2 separate regions of the Homo sapiens genome follow, and region 2 is linked to region 1. A link is an interaction called in ENCODE POLR2A ChIA-PET data of the cell type or tissue named here. Cell type or tissue: HCT116. All regions are shown on one strand. Region 1 overlaps LOC124905135 (collagen alpha-1(III) chain-like). Region 2 overlaps WNT7B (Wnt family member 7B).

Evidence for each region. Peaks named below come from ENCODE experiments on the same cell type or tissue, not always from the same donor. Only the 100,000 strongest peaks of a DNase experiment are listed, where the experiment ranks them.
Region 2: POLR2A ChIA-PET joins it to region 1 with 5 read pairs; 2 of 35 experiments call an interaction of 5 or more read pairs at or near these places.

What each region holds. Positions count from the first base shown.
Region 1 is chr22:46,081,353-46,085,352 of GRCh38, forward strand. All of the region lies in intron 1 of LOC124905135 (collagen alpha-1(III) chain-like), which reads left to right. Among named protein-coding and RNA genes, the nearest start is that of MIRLET7BHG, 2.6 kb to the right of the region's middle. RefSeq lists enhancers at 3,137-3,708, 3,709-4,000, 3,981-4,000. In HCT116, no CTCF peak of the experiment used is centred here; a DNase peak (open chromatin) is centred at 3,780; H3K4me3 peaks cover 3,184 bases; H3K27ac peaks cover 4,000 bases.
Region 2 is chr22:45,947,345-45,951,344 of GRCh38, forward strand. It overlaps WNT7B (Wnt family member 7B), which reads right to left. Exons shown (of 4, transcript NM_058238.3): 2 at 2,576-2,802. Among named protein-coding and RNA genes, the nearest start is that of WNT7B, 28 kb to the right of the region's middle. In HCT116, no CTCF peak of the experiment used is centred here; no DNase peak of the experiment used is centred here.

The DNA.
Region 1 (4,000 bases):
TTCGGTTGTTTTGGGCTTTGTTTTTGAGCACTTATTTCAACTTGGGGGTTCCGCCTGAAAGTGCTGGGCCTGTCTTGTCACCGCCCTGACCGCAGACTGTGTGTGGCGTGCGCGTGGGCACCGTTCACTACACAGACCCTTGGGGAAGCCCTGAGTGCCCTCATGGCCTGCCCGTGTCCTGGATCCCACCCCAGTTCCTCACCTGCAGAGCTGTTGGGGGAGACACCCAGGTCGTCCAGGGCCTGAAACGTGGCTGGCAGGGCCGGGAGTCCCTCAAAGACCTTTGAGTCCCCCCGCCTTGCCACCTCTGTCCAGGAGCTGGGCTCAGTGGCTGCCCGGGTGTCCCTGTTGGTCCCTGCCCCTCCAAAAGTGCTGATCCTTTTGATTCAGAGGTGGGCTTTGCAGAGCACAGCCCCATGTCCACCTCCACGCTGTGGCAGGCTGACAAAAGCGTCCTCGGATGCGGCCTGGTTCCCCACCCTTGAGGGGAGCCAGGGTCTTGATATATAGAAAATGGAAGAATCAGACCCGGAAAGTTCTAAACGGCACTGAGAGGAAAACTCCCATGGAAATCCATCTTTGTTTTCCCAGTTCGGAGGCGCGTGGGCCCTGCGTGCGCGGGCCTCGGTCTGAGCGGCCGGCCTCGGCAGACAGCACCAAATCTGTAAACGGAGCTAAGCTCACACGAGGACTCTCGGCGGCTGCTTTTGTTCGTAGATGAGCCAGCAGTCGATACTGGAGGGTCTGGGGCTGCAGAAACAGGCATATATAGCAGAGATAATTAAAACATTTCATGATTATGACAGCCACATTCTGCTGCTGCAAGCTGGAGGATTCATGCCACCCAAATATTTAGCAAGCATCAAATAAAACACTGGTGGCAAAATAAAAGTAATAGAAAAAAAAAACAGAGCGTAATACATTTCAAAGGCAAAAGAGTCAAGGGGATGGATAGGGAATGGATCGGGGGAAAAGTGGGGAGAGTTCAGCATTTTAAAAGAATTCACATGTTTAATAGCTGGCCACTCATATTTTTTTTTTGGTATAATTAATGTAGGCAAATAGACCCTTAATTCTAAGTCCTGGAATGAGAGATGGTAAAATTTCCTGATTATTAATTTATCATTTTTGTTTTTTGTACAGGGTAGGGGCAAGTAGCAGAAAAATCAATTAATTCACATAAAGGAACATTTTCATTCTAAATTAATATTGCCACTGCAATTAAATTTATCTAGTATTTTTAACATGTATGGATAACACACTTTCCTGTGTACACCTTGGATACCTGGGACCGTTATATGTGATCAACTATCATCTTAGTTTTTTAGCTTGGTTAACACTTGACCCCTCCCCCCACCTCAAAATCAGTAAAATGCTGTGGATTCTGCTTTTTAAAAAAATCAGGCCAAAATCTCAGCATTCTCCATGGCTCCCAGTGCTTCTCGGCAGTTTTTTTTTTTTTTTTTTTTTGAAGAAAGTACCACGCAAAGCACTTTTCACATCATCGCTTCTATATAAATTCCACTATAGACTGAAATTATACATTCTCGCAGCACAGATGGGCTGGTCTGTCATTACGGCTGCTGGGTACTTGTTGGAACACACAGCATATTTCAATTGTGGAGTCGACAATTTCGAAGAACTGGGGTCAAAATAAACAAGTTGCATTTGTGTATAGAAACAGACTTATTCAATGATCTTCTCATCCCCTGGAAAATTCGGCAGAGGAACGATCATCACCTTCATTAAACTTGAATTTAATTTTTGGTCTTCATCTTTTAAGACCCCACATGCCCTGTGTCAAAGGCCCATCAATGTTTTAATTAATTACCAATTTTTCTCTTATGCTGCAGCATTAGCAGTGGAACACAAGATTTAAATTCAAACTCGTGGGTGTGGTTTTTAATATCTTTTGACTTTAATTTTAACATCTTAATAATTTTAATATCTTACTAATCTCTATAGGGGAGGTGTGAAACCTCTGTTCTGTGTCGAGTTGCCTATTGTTTTGAGGCCTTTATGAAAAATCAGATGATTCATATTTAGGATGGTCTAAAGATACATTTAAATCCAAACACCACCCACAAAAAAACTCAGCAGGTAAAATACATAGAGTAGCCATAAACTTAAAAAAAAATTATCTCACCAAGATAACAAAGTGCAGAATTTATTGGTTTGTATCAGCCTCCTTGAGGGCAGAGCAGTTTTTACAGCCACAATAATTTGCAAATGATGATAACTGTTTATTTTGCAAATATGCTCATATTATGAGGCCATCAGTGGAGGCTTTTTTCTTTTCCCATACGTGTAAGTGTTTGCCTCTGTGTTTCTAAATTCTGGATTCAGGCTCTGCAGTTTCTCACCGGCTGAGACCACGTTCCCACGTTCCTGCCTCAGTGGCAGTGGCCGGGAGGAGGGAAGGGCGCGCCCCCTGTGTTGCCTCCTGCGAGCTCCAGCCGCCACATCCATTTGTTCGTAGAAGTGCTTTGTTGTGGCTTGTTTATTTTAAGGGATGTACCTGTTGGTGGAGATGTTAGCAAATCATAAGAAAAGTAAAAAGTTGATGAAATTTGCCAGAGCCGCTTGGGAGCCAGCTCTGCTGTCTGGTGGTTTTAACGACATCATCCCTTCCAGTTCTGGTCTTTTAGCCTATTGACTCCCGCCTCCTTAGCAAGAGGAATATGGCCCTGGTCTGGGCGCTCTGAAAGATGAGGCAAAGTGAAAAGGCCCCAGCCTCTGGGCCGCAGAGCCTCTAAGCAGCGGTGGGCATGGCGATGGTGGTAATAGTAGCAACAGCACTCTCTGCTGCTGTTCACAGGTGCCCGCTGTGTACCGGGGCTCCTGCTTTCAGAAAAGCACCGGCTCTGGGACCCAAGGTCTCGGTTCAGATGGGGTCGTCTTTGTTTCCAGGCCGTGTTGATCAAGGGCAAGTCATTTCACCTCTCCGGCCTCATTTCCTTATCTGTAAAATGGAGGCAGTAAGTGTCAACTTTCTGAACACATGGAAAGCTGGGTTCATGGTGAGCACCCCATAAATGCTATTGCTTCCTTGCCTTATTTCTAAGGCTCAGACTATGCCTGCAAGGGGGCATTTTCATTACCTCCATTCCACCAGGGGAAGCAGCGAACCTCTGAGAGGCTAAGTGGGTTCCCCAAGATTCAACCAGCTGATAAGTGTTGGGCCAGGGCTTGAACCCAGCCCTGCCATCCTTCAAAGCCCATGTGCTGCCATAGCATTCACCGACGCGTGTTGCGGCACGCGTGTGCGTGGTGCCCCGGGTGTGGACAGCATGTTGGTACGCAGAGGTGCAGAGGTGTGTGCGTGTAATGTTTGCACGTGTGCATAGGTGTCCTCTTATTTCTCCATTGCGTGAGGTTCCTGGTAGGTCGGCAGTTTCCAAAGAGGTGAGCTGGTGTTTGGAGGTGCATTGGTCGGAGTGGGCCACACAGTCCTCAGACCACACCTGGGGATGACTGTGCCATGGGCTCTCCACCACCCCAGGGATGCCCGTGGGAAGAAGGGTGGTTTTCCCCAGTCCAGGGCTAGCCAAAGCTGGCAGCGGGTGGACTGGGCATCCAGGCGTGGGCTTCTCGTAGGTGCTCAGCACTGCTGAGGGAGGCTCTGGCTGAGTGGCCTGCATGCTGGGCCTTGGCCAGACGCGCTGCTGCCTCCTTATGTGGACAGGCGGTTCTGGGCGCCGGCCATTTGCAGACTGGGAGGAGTGGAAGTGAGGCCTGCGGGCCCCGGAGAGGAAATGGCGGCGTGGGCAGGCCCAGAACAGGACCGGGAAGGCGGGCCGAGGGAGGGAGTGGCCCAGAAGGCCTCTGTCGGCCGGTCAGCGTGCTAGCGGCCTTTCTCCAAGAAGCGGCCAGCTGGCCAGGCCTTCCCGGGCAGGTCTGTTTGTCTGCCCACATGCACACACGTGCACCTGCGTGCCAGGGCACGGGGAGGTTTAGTGGCCTTATTTCCTAATAGGGAACATAGCAGGGCCTGGGGTTT
Region 2 (4,000 bases), 130 kb before region 1:
GGCAGTGACAGCTGCCAGGGGAGGGCCAGAAAAGCAGACCATGCTGCAGCCATAGGGCAGAGCCCTGAGGTGTATGGGGAAATGATACCAGGTTTCTGCTGAGACAACTGGCCGGGAGAAAGCTGGGGACAGGAGATTTAAGTAACGGGTGCTGAGTGTGTCAGGCCAGAGGTTCGCATGGGTCGCAGGGAATGGAAGCCATGAGCAGGAGTGAGCCTGCGGCCAATAGGGCAGAGCGGGGCGAGGGGGCCAAGGTGCACCTGGAGGAGCTGCCACTTCCCAGCTGGGACTGGGCAGAGAAGTCCAGGCTACAAGCCGGGGCCCAGAAGCCAGGGAAGAAGGGGAAAAGTTGACACCAGGAAGGTCACAAGCGGCCCAGACCAAGAGCAGTAGGGGCGATCAAGGGTGTGAGGTGAGGATGGTGGGTGTGGACAGCTCTGCCAAAATGTTTGCTTCTGAAACGCTCGGGAAAGCAACAGGGGTGTCTTAGGTGGGCTCCCTAGCAGAAGAGACTGAGACGGGATGCAGCGCTCCCAGGATCGAGGAACAGGACAGGACACACAGCCATATGCCACACAGCCTGATCCCCAGGCGAGCTCGGGGACCCCACAGTGATGCCCAGGGTGGCCCACACGTCCCTCACCCCATGTCTCATGGTCCCAAATAAAGTCCAAGCTCCCAGCCCTCTGTCGAGCAGCAGGACGATTTCCACGTCTGCCCCTCTCCTGGCGCAGCGAGGCAGCAAGGATTAGCAGGAACAGCGAGGGACACCTGATCGACGCTCAGCTCCACCACAACTCCCCGGGGGCTCGGCCGGGAGGCAGGGGCACCCACAGCTGCCTCTGAGCCCGCCAGCTCAGCGCTGAGGGGCCAGGCAGGCAGATGGGCCCTGGCATGAGTGAGCACTCGTGCCGACGCCCTCCCCACTGGGGTGGATGGGCAGCCCTGCCTGCCACAGCTGGCACCTGGAGGGAGGGAACTGCACTTGGGTGGTGGGGCCCCAGGGAGCGGGCGGTGCCACCCTCTTCGCTGTGCCAGGCGCCACCCACAGGCTGCTCACCACAAAGCGGGCCCCAGGGGCTTTTCCCCTGCGCCACCCCCAGCCCCACACCAGCGTTCCAAGCCCTGCAGAACCTAGGTCTGGCCTGTGTCCCGGCAGCTGCGGCTCTGCTCGGCTCCAGGATCAGAAGGACATGTTATGCCCATGGGCTGGGCACCCCTGCAAGCCTGGCACTCTGCCAGTTATCCCCCCCCTCCTCTGCCTCTTGCCACAGCCTGGAGGGCAGGGTACATCACTAGCCCCACTCCCATGCACACAACAGCAGTTTACTGAGCACCTGGGAGAGCCATGGGGACCCACACGAGGGCCTACTGGCTCGGAGCTCACATCACCAGTGGGGAAGCTGAGGCCCTGAGCAGCCCCGAGTGACGTGTTCAAGGTCACACAGCTGGATTCAAACCCAGGTCAGGCTCCAAAGATCCCTTTTTTTTTTTTTTTTTTTTTTTTTTTTTTCCCCTGAGACAGAGTCTTGCTCTTTTACGCAGACTGGAGTACAATGGTGCCATCTCGGCTCACTGCAACCTCTCTCCGCCTCCCGGATTCAAGCAATTCTCCTCCTTCAGCCTCCCAAGTAGCTGGGATTGTCTGGCTAATTTTTGTATTTTTAGTAGAGATGGGGTTTCACCATGTTGGCCAGGATGGTCTCGATCTCTTGACCTCAGGTGATCCACCCCCCTCGTCCTCCCAAAGTGCTGGGATTACAGGCATGAGCCACCAGGTCCGGCCCAAAAGTCACTTTTTAAAGCCCCTCTCTGGGCTCAGTCTCCTTGTCTGTAAAATGGGCATGATGAAGCCTTACCCCCAAGGCTGTGAGGACAGGGAGGGGTTGTGGCCTCAGGGGCTGTGCACAGGCAGCAGGGATCTTGCCAGCCCACCTGGCAGGTTTCGGTGATTGCTTGGTGTCCATCAAACCACTCCCCACACCCGCCCACCCACCCTGCCCTCCGGCCATTGGATTCCCCGTGCTCCACGTGTCATGCTGGAGCATCCTGCACAGTTCACTCGGCTCCCTCTACCCAGCTCCACTCTCGGAATCTACGACATTCACACAGCACTTCCTGTGCCCCAACTACCCCCTGCAGTAAGTGTTACTATTCCCTGCTCTCCAGATACAGGAATGGAGGTTCTGCCAGAAGAGGTAACGTGCCTCCCTCTACACGGCTGCTAGGCAGCGAAAGAATGGGCCCCAACCACTGCACGGCACCGCTAGCACCACCGCGCCACCAGCCTACAGGCCCAAGGGCCCACGGCCACGTCACGACGATGTCCTCCAGCCCCGAGCAAGGACCTTCATCTGCACACAGCCTGGCTCCCATTGAGGCCTCCCCTGCCCCAGAAGCAGTGGTGCTGCCTAGGGCCAGGCCAGGCACGCAGAAGGGCTCACAGGAAGGCAAAGAAATTGGCCCCCCAGGAGATGTGTGCAGAACAGCGGCCTAGGCTGGCCTTCAGTGGGTGGCCTGGCCTACTGCCCCTGGCCACAATGGCTGGGCCCCTTGAGCCCAGAGGCGCCCTTACCTACTCGGAGCTCTTGCCCGAAGACGGTCTTCTCGCCGAGGGCAGAGCAGTTCCAGCGTCCGAAGCGGAACTGGTACTGGCACTCGTTGATGCCCATCTGCGCCCCCTCCCCAATCACAATGATGGCATCGGGCCGACTCTGGCAGATGGCACGCTGCCGCGGGGCTAGGCCAGGAATCTTGTTGCAGATGATGTTGGCTCCCAGGGCCACCACGGATGACAGTGCTCTGTGGAGGGGAGGAGACAGAGGCCGTGAGACGGCGGCGGCCAGCGCCCCTCCTCACCCCCAACACCTTTCCCCCACTCAGCCTCTCAGTCACAGGCCCTGCACTAGCTCCGCCCACCAGGGCACAAGCAGATCCCTGCCCTCAAGGGGCTGTTTCCCATCAACTCACATGCGTGACCCCAGGAGACCACACCAGTTCACCCCAACTCACACGCGTGACCCCAGCCACACACACCCAGGCCTCTGAGCCTCAGAATGGAGAATCACGCAACCGCAAGTCCCACAGCTCTCCAGGCCACTGAGTCAGATACACAGCCCTTCAGATCAGACAGCATCATGCTTGGGATGTGGCAGCCGCCAACTCGGGACTGTCTGCGCTGTCTCTAAGCGGCAGACCCCAACTCCCCGACCAATGGGGCTTTCCCCTCATTTATAAATTCCCCGATGGCCCCTCCATGGCACCTGGGCCAGGCAGGCTGCTGAAAAGGCCGGCAGCCAAGCCCATCCGGTACTGACTCCAGCTCCGACCTGTGTGTAACTTTGAGAAGGCACTCCCCGTCTGAGCCTCAGTTTCCACACCCATGAAATGGGGGTATAAAACACCCATCCCCCACCACCCAACCAAAGGCTCAGACGACCACAGGGAGAAAGCCCGCACCGGGAATGGTGGCTGTTGCTGTTTTCTCTCCTGTCAGGGTGACTGGGTGCACGCAGAGGAAGAAATTAGGCCTGCAGCAAATTGAGCACCTACTGTGTGCCGGGCTTGGCAGGGGCCTTATTGCAACACTGCAGCCTTGCAGTGGTCCACTGAGGGGAACTTTGTCATTAATCTCCTAGCAACTCTCAGGACCTGAAGCCCTAGACAAGAACCCGCAGGTCACGCTCACTCTACTTCAAGTGATATCAGCGGGATTGTCATTTGTTCATTTGTTTGTTTGTTTTGAGACAGAGTTTCGGAGTCTCACTCTGTCGCGCAGGCTGGAGTGCAGTGGTGTGATCTCAGCTCACTGCAACCTCCACATTCCGGGTTCAAGCCATCCTTTTGCCTTAGCCTCCCGAGTAGCTGTACTACAGTTGCCCACCACCACACCCGGCTAATTTTTGTATTTTTAGTAGAGACAGGATTTCACTGTGTTGGCCAGGCTGGTCTCGAACTCCTGACCTCAGGTCATCTGCCCGCCTCGGCCTCCCAAAATGCT